Regions from separate parts of the Homo sapiens genome. Here region 1 is linked to region 2. Evidence: chromatin contacts called from ENCODE Hi-C or POLR2A ChIA-PET data. All regions are on one chromosome and are shown on one strand. Each heading gives the region's core, a stretch centred on a gene start or an enhancer-like site at or near the end of the contact. The rest is flanking DNA. Distances are from core to core; before and after follow the strand shown.

Region 1 (6,207 bases), core at 786-3,285, 65 kb after region 2:
CAACACCTTCCAGGCTGAGGGGTTGTCACTCCTTCCTGGGGCTGCAGAGAAGGAAGGAGCCAGATGCTGGGGATACAGAAGGAGGCTTGGGCACAGGGTCGCACAAGCAGAATGCAGGGGGCCCAGGAGCTGGGCGTGGGGGAGAATCACATCTTCATTTTCATTCGCCTCTAACTAAAAATTTAGCATTTCCTCCATGGCAAAGAGAGGCCGCAGACCGCAGCATGCGGCCAAGCCTGCACCGTGGTCACTGGCGGAAGTCACAGCGGTTTACACATCACATTCTAGCTGGTGCAGATATCATAAATATCGTTCATGCTGGTTATTGCTTCTCAAAACGACAGAAGTTACTAGACCTGCTGCTAGATCCTGATTTATAATCATTAATAAAGAAGCACTCGCGTAACGTAACCATACCATCAATCTGGGTCTTTAAAGATATTTGGGCAGCAGCATTTCAGTATTATTAATTTCCTTTGTAGACCTGTATATTTTATTTTAGCATGGGGAAATGTTTGTCTGAGGAAGGGTCCACAGGCTTCACCAGTCCTTGGCACAAGAAATGTTGCATAGCTCTGGCTGTCGGCACTCAGAGTGTACCGAGCCCTGCCAGATGCCCTGCTGAGAGCATCTCAGGCCTGCACCCAGAGTCCTGGTCCTGGGATCACACAGGACTTTTGTGTACTGGTACTTGGGGTAGAAGAGGGCAGAAAGTGACAGTGGGGCACCCCAGCATGGACATTCATGCTGGTGCTGGGGACTCTTTGCCTCCCCCAGAAAGGACTGTAGCGAGGGATGGGGGAGCTTGCAAACCCATGTGGCCCCCTGAATATTTTAGGATACAGACTGGATTTTGGAGAGTATTGGCAGTGCGCTGGAAACTTGAGGGAAGACAGATTCGGCACTTGCACAGGCATGGTCCACAGCCAGCAAACAGGAAAGGACAGAAATGCGTTTCAGGGAGTGCCAGAGGCAGCTCTGGGAAAGCCAAAGACAGTTGAGTCTTGCGTTGTTTGCAGAGCCTTTAGGGACTTTTGGTTGAGCCCCATGCAGGGGAAATGGCGAAGAGAAGGGATTGAAGGAAGCAGCATGACAGGGAGACTGGATGACAGAGCTAAGGTGGGAGATGAGGAAGCTCTCTCTGTCACAGCACAATTCAAAGGAACATCCTAAATTACTTCAGCTCTAGGGGAGAGCAGTTTTGAAGGTAGAAGACACTTAAATGAAACTTCGATTCTTGCTCTCTTTGATGTGACATTTGTCCTTGCCTAACTGAGACTCACCTGGACAAGATTTTAAGGCTGTGCACACCGCGGGGGGCTGAGGCTTCCGAGCAGGGGCTGTGTGACAGCTCATGCAAGGGCAAGACAGACCTCAATGATCTATCTCTCCATCTCCGTCTTTGTCTCTCACTCCCCCCATTTCTCTAGTCCTTGTAGCTTGACTTTGAGTTTCTCACAAACCCACAAACCCTTGATTTTGAATTTTTCCCCTTCCAAGTCAGAAATGGGCAAATGGGGAAAAATGTGGAGGGGAGGGATCTCATGAGGTTTCTACATAGGCTACAAGAAGCTGGTATAAAACTTCCGAGGTTCTTGGCTCCGCCAGACAAAAGATTCCGGAGCAGCCGCTTATAAACACTGGCAGCCTCCTTTTTTGAAATGTCTTCTTTGAGTTGTTTAACTTTTCGGACTGCTTTTGATTTTGTTACTGTTTATTTCCTTTCCTCATTCTGAACCTTTAAAAGCATGGTTTAAACCGAAGCGAGCAGTAAATAAACACCCTTATAAAATATCTTCCTCAGAGAGAGGCTGAGTGAGCAGGTTGGAAGCCTGTAGCAATGTTTGTAGCTTTGACCAGACCTGCGCTGCCCTACTCTGGGGGTCCTCGGATGCCCAGGGTGTCTGATGCTCTCCCCAGAGAACCGGAGCCATCTCTGGGACACAAGTGCTGGACCGTGGGGCCTCCTACCACAGGGAGGCTGGGTATGCCTTGTCTCAGCGTCTGAGACATTGCAGGCAGGAGGCCAGGAGGGCCCCCTGGGAAGCGGGGCCCGGGAGCTCAGCGCTCTCAAACCTGTCCACTCTTGCCGTGTTTGAATAGGGGAGGCCTCTGTGCCAGGCTGCCTGAGAAAAGCTTGTTTACTTTTGCCTGCGTACCAGAGGAGAATTAATAAGCTGAGAATTTGTTCTGAAAGCTGATGGACATAACCTTCCCCTGAACTCATCCCCTTGAAGGGCCAGCTCACTCAGGGAATGTTCTTTACCTGCTCACAAAGCTAGCTGGTAAGCCGTCATGGGGCAGGGAGGTGAGGAACGTAGTGTCTGTGGGGGTCTGGGGCCGGGTAGGCCAGGAGGGAAACAGGGAGGAAAGGAGAGAGGGACCACCCACTCAAAAAGGGCATGGTACCCAAGGCTCCCCTGGCACTCACCTACTTGTTGGTTGTAGAGACCTCAGCACTCAAGGAAAAAAGACACCTGCCTTCTCTCCCTGTACCACCCCTTCCCCACCTATCAACTCAAGGGGAGTTCTTGATTTGCAAATTGTTTGTTTGGTTTTGTGGTGGCCATTTGGTTTGGTGGGAGGAGTCTGGTATGGAGCCAGGAGACCTGGGGTTTGCCCTGCACTGACTCTGAGGACTTGGACAATGCAATGGCGTCTCCTTTCTGCCTTCTGGAAGAATGAAGGGGTGGACCCAGTGCTCCACAGGCCCTTCCCTCCCTGGCTGGCTGTGGCAGGAGTGAGCTCCTCCTGCTGGGGTTTCCTCTTCAGAGGCACCTGCTTGTTCTCGGTCCGCCCCTGAGGATCCACTTCTCCCACATCCCAGGCAGAGGCCTGTGGGCGGAGGTGCTGGTAAGTATTTAGCAACTGCCTGGGGCAGGAGGTGGGGCCAATGTGTAGCATCTGCCACTTCCCTTGGTGTCAATACTCCCTCCCTGGCTGGTTTCTGGCTACCCAATGAGATGTCATTGAATGTGAAGTTGGGAGAGGTGCATGACTGGCCCTCAGAGCCCTTGGCAGCTGATTCCACCTCACCACTGCCCATGGGCCTTCCAGCAGAAACAGAGCAAAGAGGTCCAGAGGCAAGAAAGGCTGCCTTTGATGGCCTCCTTGGTTTGAGGGATCACAGCTGCCTTTGCGTGGAAGCTGGACCCAGGGCTCTGGGGTTACAGGAGCATGGAGCCAGCCAACTTCTGGGCTCCCTCCACCTCCCAACAGGGATCCCGGGTCCTCTCTCCTAACTCTGTCTTCACGAGGCACTCACCCCATCGGGGCCTTACCTGGTACCTTTGGCTAACTGCCCCAGCAGCCCCAGCCTGGGGTGGGAGTGGCTGCCAAGGGCACCCTTGCACATTACCTTGATGGTAGTCTGAAAGGAAAACTCCACAGAGCCCGGCAGCTGAACCTCTCCGAGAAGCTCCACACTCAGGTGCTACCAGGCCTGTGTGGTGGGGGTGGGGGTTGACCTTAGAGAAGTCACTTCCGGTGGCCTCTCGGCACCTCCACTTTTTCACGGAAGGAAGTTGGGTTTATGTAGACCTGCAGCCTGGATAAGCATGGATTATTCTCTTGTTTAGGCTTTTGTTTGCCAAGATAGGGAATAGGTTGGGTGAATACAGGAAAATGAGTTGATGGGACTTGAATGCGGCATTAGCGAGGGGTTGTGGGGAGGGAGAAGAGGGAGAAAAGGGCACTAAAATGGGCACCTGAGGGCTACTTGATCCCTCTCTCGGATTCTTCATTTGTGAAATGGGGTAATCGCAACCCTGCCACTAGGGCTGTTGTGAGGATTAAATGGGATGATCTCAGTAAAGCCTGTGACTCAGTGGAGGGACTGTTCAAAGTTCTTGATTAAAAAAACAATACATTGACATGAAAAATACAAATGCCATGGTATAATGAGAGGTTGAGCCAGCTTCTCCATCCAGAAAGGCGGGATTGGGGTGGGAGTTGCTGGCGTGAGGACAGGCGTGGAGAGTCAGCTTGATTGGGCTTTTGAAGACCTTGGGAAGTCACAAGTTGGACTGCCCGAGGCAGGGAGCAACTGAGGCAACTGCATGGTGGGCTTGTCACAGCCTTCCAGCAGCTCATGGTAGAGCCTGAACCAAGCAGAGAGGTAAGAACTAGAAACCAGTTAAAGGTCAAGAGCTTCACTTCATGATAGCCAAAAGGTGGAAACAGCTCACCTGTCTATCATCGGATGAACAGATACACAGAATGTGGCATATCTATACAGGGACTATTATTTAGCCATAAGAAGAAATGAATGGCCAGGTGCGGTGGCTCACGCCCATAATCCAACCACCTCGGGAGGCTGAGGTGGATGGATTGCTTGAGCCCAGGAGTTTGAGTTTGAGACCAGCCTGTGCAAAATAGTGAAACCTCATCTCTCCAAAAAAAAAAAAAAAAAAAAAAAAACATTAGCCAGGCATGGTGATGCACACCTGTAGTCCCAGCTACTCAGGAGGCTGAGGTGGGAGGGTAACCTGAGCCCAGGAGGTTGAGGCTGCAGTGAGCCGTGATTGCACCACTGTACTCAAGCCTGGGTGACAGATTAAGACCACATCTCAAAAAAAAAAAGAAATGAAGTTCTGACATGTGCTACAACACAGAAGAACCTTGAAAACATCATGCTGATTGAAAGAAGCCAGACCCAAAGGCTGCATATCATATGATTCCATTTATCTGAAATGTCCGGCAAAAGCAAATCCAGAGACAGAAAGCAGATTAGAGGTTGCTAGGGGCCGGGCAGCGGCTGTTTAATAGGTACAGGTTTTCCTTTTTGGGTGATGAAAACGTCCTGGAACTTGATAGTGGTGATGAGTTGTACAATGTTGTGAACAGACTTAATGCCATTGAATTGTACACTTAAAAATGCTAAATCTGGCTGGGTGCAGTGGCTCACGCCTGTAATCCCGGCACTATGGGAGGCCAAGGTGGACAGATCACCTGAGGTCAGGAATTCGAGACCAGCCTTACCAACATGGTGAAACCCCATCTCTACTAAAAGTACAAAATTAGCTGGATGTGGTGGTGCATGCCTATAATCCCAGCTACTTGGGAGGCTGAGGCAGGAGAATTGCTTGAACCTGGGAGGTGGAGGTTGCAGTGAGCTGAGATCACACCATTGGACTCCAGCCTGGGCAATAAGAGTAAAACTCCATCTCAAAAAAAAAAAAAAAGAGTGCTAAATCTTATATATATTTTGCCACAATTAAAAAATAAAAACAAAAAAGTCAAGTGCTTTGGGTCAGAGTCCAAGGGTGAAGTGAGTCTGATTTGTCTGGGGCTGGGGTGAGTGTCCTGGAGACAAGGCACTGGAGCATAGGCAGCAATGGGGGACATGCTTGTCTTCCTGTCGCCTCACTGGGAACCTTTGGAGGGGATGGCGGAAGTCGTCTGTCGTCTTCCAGCCCTTTAGCTGTGGGTGTATGGCTTCGAGTTCTGGCTGCACAGCCTGACCCTCTCTCCCCTTTTGGAGTCATCTTAGAAGGATCTGGTTCCTTGAGTCCCAGGTAGGGAGGCTTCAGTGCTCTTGGTATAGGAGAAAGGGAGCTGTGGGGTCCACAGAGGAGACCACTGACAGGAGGGGGGATCACTGGAGACCGTGCAGACAGCCCAGGCCACTGGTAAACAGGCCCAGTAATTGACCAAGGCACTGGTTTCAAAGGGTGGTATGAAGCGGGATGTTAGGCTGTCCCAGGTTAGCCATTAGATAAATGACCAGTGAAGTCATTAACACACCATCAGATTACTGTTATCCCGAGAGAAGATTAGACCAGACCCAGAATAAAAGATAAATGGATTCTGGCTCAGGGAAGGAGGAGACAACATTTATATACATAAGATGCTTGCTCTGTGCTAGGCACTGTTTCAAATGCTCTACATTATTAACCATTTAATCATCTCTTCCACCCATGGAGCTAGGTACTGTCATCTCCCCCCGACCCCTGTTTTACAGAGGAGTAAACTGAGGCACAGAGAGATGGGTGAGCCCTAGCAAGCAGCATCACTGGGATCCCGGCCGTGGTTGCCTGGGCGCAGAGTCTGTGAGTGCTGTTGGCCACCATGCCATTCCCACAGAAGTTATGTTTTTGTTTGTTTGTTTGAGACGAAGTTTTGCTCTTTCGCCCAGGCTGTAGTGCAGTGGCACAATCTCAGCTCACTGCAACCTCCACCTTCCTGTTTCAAGCAATTCTCCTGCCT
Region 2 (6,548 bases), core at 1,396-3,895:
CCAGGCTCTCCCATTTTCCAGGTATGTGTGACCTTGGGCATGCTACTGACTCCCTCTGTGCCTCAGTTTCGTCACCTGTAAAAGGGGTATAATGTCAGTGTCTACCTCCAAGCAATGTGAGGATTAAGTGTGTGTGTTTTTAACAGCTTTATTGAGATATAATCCACATGCCTCATAATTCCCCCATTTAAAATATACAGTTCAGGCCGGGCGCGGTGGCTCACGCCTGTAATCCCAGCACTCTGTGAGGCCGAGGTGGGTGGATCAACTGAGGTCAGGAGTTCAAGACCAGCCTGGCCATGGTAAAACCCTGTCTCTACTAAAAATACAAAAAATTAACCGGGCGTGGTGGTGCGCACCTGTAGTCCCAGCTATCCGGGAGGCTGAGGCAGGAGAATCACTTGAACCCAGGAGTTTGCAGTGAGCTGAGATGGCGCCATTGCACTCCAGCCTGGACAACAAGGGCAAAACTCTGTCTAAAAAACAAAAACAGAAACAAAAACCGGTTCAGTGGTTTTCAGTATATTCAGAGTTGTACAACCATCACCATAATAGATTTTAGGACCCCAAAATAAAACCCATACCCATCAGCACTCAGTCCCCATTTCCTCCCACCCACCCCCTTTCCAGTGCTGAACAACCACCGCTCTACTTTCGGTCTGCCTGGATTTGCCTATTTTAGGCATTTCATAGAAATGAAATCATATAATATGTGACCTTTTATGTGTGGCTTCTTTCCCGTGACATAATACTCTCTAGGTCTATCCAGTCTCAAGGTTGTAGCATGTATCAGTACTTTATTCCTTTTCATTGCTGAGTAATATTCCATTGTAGAGATATATTGCATTTTGTGTATTCATTCACTGGATAAGGGACATTTTAGTTGTTTCCATTTCTTTGCCATTGAGAATAATACTTGCTATGAGTATTTGTGTGTGGACATGTGTTTTCATTTCTCTTGGGTATATGCCTAGAAGTGGAATAGCCAGGTCCTACATAACTTTGTTTAACTTTCTGAGGAACTGCTGGACTGTTTTTCAAAGTGGCTGTAACCATCTTATGTTCCCACCAGCAATGTATGCGGGTTCTGGTTTCTCCACATCCTTGCCAACACTTGTTATTATTTGTCTTTTTAAAAATGTATTATTTATTTATTTATTTATTTATTTTTCAGACAAAGCCTCACTCTTGTTCCTCAGGCTGGAGTGCAATGGTGCGATCTCGGCTCACTGCAACCTCTGCCTCCCGGGTTCAAGCAATTCTCCTGCCTCAGCCTCCTGAGTAGCTGGGATTACAGGCACACACCACCACTCCCAGCTAATTTTTGTATTTTAAGTAGAGACAGAGTTTCACCATGTTGGCCAGGCTGGTCTTGAACTCCTGACCTCAGGTGATCCACCTGCCTCGGCCTCCCAAAGTGCTGGGATTACAGGCGTGAGCCACCGTGCCTGGCTTATTTATTTATTTATTTATTTATTTATTTATTAGAAACAAGGTCTCTGTCACCCAGACTGGAGTGCAGTGGTGCAGTCATGGCTCACTGCAGCCTCAAACTCCTGGGCGTAAATGATCCTCCTGCTTCAGCCTCTCAAGTAGTTCAGACTATAAGCATGCTACACCACACCTGGCTAGGTTTTAAATTTTTTTGTAGAGACAGTCTCACTATATTGCCCAGGCTGGTCTCGAACTCCTGGCCTCAAGCAATCTTTCTGCTCTGGTCTCCTAAAGTATTGGGATTAAAGGCATGAGCCGCTGTGCCTGGCCTGGCCTTTTTTTATTTTAGCCGTCCTACTGAGTGTGATGTGGTGCTCATTGTGGTTTTGGTTTGCATTTCCCTGATGGCTAATGATGTTGAGCATCTTTTCACAGGCTTCCTGGCTATTTGTATACGTTCTTTTGAGATGTAACTATACAGATGTTTTGCCCAGTTTTAATTGACAAGTTAGTTCTTAGAAGTGCTTATCTGGCCGGGCGTGGTGGCTCACACCTGTAATCCCAGCACTTTGGGAGACCGAGGCGGGTGGATCACGAGGTCAGGAGTTCGAGACCATCCTAGCTAACATGGTGAAACCCCATCTCTATTAAAAATATTTTTAAAAAAATTAGCTGGGCATGGTGGCGGGCGCCTGTAGTCCCAGTTACTCAGGAGGCTAAGGCAGGAGAATGGCATGAACCCGGGAGGCAGAGCTTGCAGTGAGCCGAGATCATGCCACTGCACTCCAGCCTGGGTGACAGAGCGAGACTCCGTCTCAAAAAAAAAAAAAAAAAAGTGCCTGGAAGGAGTGCCTTGCCCATGGGAAATGCTGTGCAACTTACTATTAGGGAGAGTACCCAAGACTTGGCACATTGGGCTTCTCTCCCCCACGTTAAGGATTTTGGGGGCCCTGCATAAATGTCCAAGCGTGAGGGAACATGGTGACTTCACATTTTCTTTAGTTTTCTTCAAATAGTCCCCTACTTGGGGAGAGACTGCGATGGTTTCTCCCCCACACAGGTCATATTCCCACCTGACCCCTTCTGATTTGATTTCCCCCAAGTCCCTATGGTGGGGTGCACCTGCTGCCTACATCTGGCTGCCTTTGGTGATGACTTCAGTGCTGCTTAGTATCTGGATTCTGTTCATCTGCAAGCGCCCCCAAGAGGCTGCTGGTGGTAGTGTGGGTTGATGTGGGCAGAGTTGGTGGGGGTCCCAGGGAGTCCCCCCAGCCCCTTCCCAGCGTCATAGCGACATGGTCTGGGGCTTACATTACCCCCATGTTGTTTTTGTACAGCAGGAAGCTGCTTGCTACCCAGGTGGCCATTCGACTTCATATTAAGGTCTCCTTTCCATTTTCTTTTTGCTTAAAAATACTCAGGTTTTCACAAGAGTCACTTCAGTTCTTGGTGATTGAACTCAGCTCTGATTTGACCTCAGCATTTCAGGTACATTTTTGGCTCTTCTGGAGACAGAAAACCATCAGGGACCGCAAGGATTAAGCCTCAGGGTGAACATTATCCCAAGTGGTGGGACCAGGATGGAGGGCTTCCCCTGTCTCAATACAGGACTGTGTGGTGCGAGGAAAAAGAAGGAAGCGGATGGCCCTGTCGGGGGGAGAGCTGGATGTCATCATTAAAAATCCCTGCAGCCGCTTGTTCATGAAACCCCTCACTGGGGATGAAACTCCCATTTCCTCCCAAAGGATAGTTTTCTCCTTCTTTTCCTAGAGGCCGTGTACATTCAGGTTCAAGTTCCTTGTGACTTTCACTTCTTTTCCCCATGAACCAGCACGTCCCCGGCCGCTCCCTCTCCTTGATGTGCGGGGGTAGCTGATTTTTCCTTCCACAGTATAATATCTGGCAATTGCACCTCATCCTATTTTTGCTCTCCTCCCCCATCTTCTCTGTTCATCCGTGCCTGCCCAATGCGTGCTTCCCCGGTGATTTTTCCCACTCACCCCCGGTGCTCCTTTTCTCTCTGTGACCTCTTGGCAGTTCTGTGCATACGTAGGATTATTGTTATTCTGGCACTGTGATCACTGGCGCTCACTCACATGCTCTCTGCAGAGGCCCCGCTGCCTCTCCCCACATTTTTTGTGCCTGTGAGCCATGCAGCCATCCGTACCCTACTCCATAGGAATGTGGCCTGGAGGGTACCCCACCGGGTCAGCTGGTCAGCTGCACTAAGGCCCCAGCCCAGGGGTGGCAGCTCTGGTCAGTAACATGTTTGTCCCTGAGTGGAGTTGAACTGACTCCTTGGATGCCACAGCTGCCCTCCCACTTACAAAAAAGAGCCTCCCCACACACGTCCTTTTCTTCCCCAGGCAATCCCACACCTACTTCCTCAAATCAGTCCTCCTGTCACCTTTTCAGACCTCTTGTTATCTCAGCCACCTCCCCCAATACCCTCCAATCTGCCAGTGCCCTTCTTGATACAGGAGAGCTGGAATATGATCTGGTCAGTGCAGAGGGGATATTATCTTTCTCTGTACGCATTTGGGGTTCTAGGGAGTTCGTTTCTGAGTTACATTTTTTTTTTTTTTTTTGAGACGGAGTCTCGTTCTGTCGCCCAGGCTGGAGTGCAGTGGCGCAATCTCGGCTCACTGCAAGCTCCGCTTCCCGGGTTCACGCCATTCTCCTGCCTCAGCCTCCCAAGTAGCTGGGACTACAGGTGCCCGCCACCACACCCAGCTAATTTTTTGTATGTTTAAAGACGGGGTTTCACCGTGTTAGCCAGGATGGTCTCGATCTCCTGACCTCATGATCCGCCCGCCTCGGCCTCCCAAAGTGCTGGGATTACAGGCGTGAGCCACCACACCCAGCCCTCTGAGTTACATTTTTTGAAAGCAGCAACACTCCCCTAAACTCTAGAATCCTCTACAGTTTGGTTCATAACTAGCAAATGGTGACTTGAATGAGAGGCTTTGGGATTGGGGCAATGTCTTTATTTCCCAGTGCTCCTCTTAACCAGATTAAAGGGGTGCTGTGAAGTTTGACCTAGTGGAGGGGTGGGTCTCGGGAAGCATTAAACACCAAGCAGTGGTTGGGTTGTTAGGCATCGCCCAGCCCCTCATCTTGTGCTTTTGTTTCTGCTTAAACTATGTTCTTATTGTATTTTTCATGTGGCAAAGGCAATATCTATTTGGTGTAGAAAAATTATAAGATATAGATTAGGACAAAAAGAAGAAAACGCAAGTAACAGTTTATCCCACCAGCCAGAGTGACGATGTTAATACCCTGTGGTGTGTCTGTTGCCTGGTGGACCTTTTTCTATTTGCGTATGTTTCCACTATATGCAGTCATACTTCTTTTTACTTAATACATTGTTTCCATCTTTCCACTTTATTAAATAGTCGGCTTTGTAGTTTTGCATGGTTGCATAGTATTTGTATTGCATTTTGTGGGTGTACCATGACTCCGTTAATCAGGCATTTAAATTTGGACATTTTGCTGTTTTTCAGGTTTTTTCCACTCTAAGCTTTGTTGGGCTGAGTGCTCTTTTAAGTTGATCTTTGTGCCATTCTCAGTGTCCCCTTCAGATAAATTCCTAGATGTGCAACTGTACATCTTCAAGGAATAAGCACATGTTTAAGACTTTTGACGCGTTTGTATCTTGCTCTCCCCCAAGTCATACCAGTTTATAGAGTGTGAATTTTTTTTCTTTGTTTCCTCAGGTATATTGCATATTAATTACTCTAAAAAAACCTGTTGGCCAACTTGGAAGACAAAAAGTGATATTTGATTGTTTTCATTGATTTGTCTTTGATAATTAACAAGACAGGTTGAACATTTTTCACAAGTTTATATTTTGTGAATCACCTATGGGGGCGTTAATAAGTTTTCCAAAAAGATGAACTCCTTACATATGAAAGATAGTAACTTTCCGTCCATCTTTTGTCCTACAGGTATTTCTCCCAGGTTGTAATTGACTTTTTAAAATGTATGGTGCTTTTTGACATATAAAAGTTAAAGTTGCCGTCTATTAGATACGTATTTTACAGTTTTTACTTTCAGTATCATACTTCAGAAAGGCCTTCTTGATCCTAAGATTCCATAAATGTTCACTTACATTTTCTTCCAGTAATCTTTACGGTTTCACTTTTTACATGTACATATCTCAGTACATGCTGTGAAAGTCAAGTGTAACTATTGTTCTTCTCGGATGGTTAGCCAGTTGCTGCAGCACCACTTACTACCCAGTGTGTCATTTTCTCTCCATTTCCCACCCCCCATTTTGGGGGTTCTCATTGTGGACTTTCTGTTTGATTAAGTTTTCTCTTGGTTCCTATCACAGTTCTGATTCTTGTAGTCTCATGATACATTTTAGGATGTCTGGAGGCTTTGTAAGTGGTAAAACACCATGAAAAATGTGAAGGGTTATTCATGTTGTTGTACCAGATCTTTGAAAACACCGGGAGCGCTTACTGTCCTCGCTGGTGAGAGTAAGTCACCTGTTTTTTTTAGAGTTTTTCTTCAGGGATCCTGAAGTGATGCTGTCTTCTGAACCAGCAAATGCTCAGGTCTTCTTAGCAACCTTTGGCCTGTCCCCTGACCCCAACCATCACGCAGTGCCTGCCACCTAGGAAAGGCTGGGTCTGCGTCACCAGGTCCCTCTGTTCCATGACCACATCTCATAATCACATCCATTTTTCTTAAAAATCAGCAGCCTCACTCTTCTGACTCATGTTCTCTGACTTCTAGACGCTTTTCTTCCATAATTGGGTGTGCCGGGCACAATCCTTGTTTTTTCCTTCCAGAGGTGGGGAATTCAGGGTGGAAATGTGGCAGAGGACGTGGGGCTTCCTCGCTCTGTCCCTGGGCTGTTGCCATGACAGTCGGTTGGACAGACATGTCGTGGTGTGCCCTCCTCCCTCCGGCTTCTCTCCGGATTCCACTTCCTGAACTCTGAGCAGGCCTGTGGGTGGGAAGCCGGCTGGGTGGTCTGCCCAGACTTCCAAGAGATGCTTGGCCACACCTTGTGCAGGGCCTAATATGGGCTTGGGCCACACTCAGACCACACTCAGCTGTGCTTTCCTTTCCGACAGTGATGACGATGATGACAGTGACGAGGA

Evidence for each region. Hi-C counts contacts between places; a loop is a spot of excess contacts on that map. ChIA-PET counts read pairs that join two places held with the same protein, here RNA polymerase II (POLR2A). Pooled maps may share reads with other maps.
Region 1: a map of left cardiac atrium shows a loop between it and region 2 (4-fold over the local background). The contact joins two enhancer-like sites. A Hi-C loop is called at or near these places in 4 of 168 maps with a recorded cell type or tissue (body of pancreas, left cardiac atrium, left lung and 1 more) and 1 of 50 pooled maps. POLR2A ChIA-PET finds 5 or more read pairs at or near these places in 3 of 52 experiments (A549, WTC11 and activated CD4-positive, alpha-beta T cell).

Annotation. Positions count from the first base shown.
Region 1 is chr17:9,183,261-9,189,467 of GRCh38, forward strand. The region is part of intron 5 of NTN1 (netrin 1); the gene reads left to right. Among named protein-coding and RNA genes, the nearest start is that of NTN1, 160 kb to the left of the region's middle. RefSeq lists an enhancer at 1-63. Within about 2 kb of position 2,036, at least 2 of the 41 ENCODE cell types and tissues checked have a DNase peak (open chromatin) inside an H3K27ac peak, as active enhancers do.
Region 2 is chr17:9,118,034-9,124,581 of GRCh38, forward strand. All of the region lies in intron 2 of NTN1 (netrin 1), which reads left to right. Among named protein-coding and RNA genes, the nearest start is that of NTN1, 100 kb to the left of the region's middle. Within about 2 kb of position 2,646, at least 2 of the 41 ENCODE cell types and tissues checked have a DNase peak (open chromatin) inside an H3K27ac peak, as active enhancers do.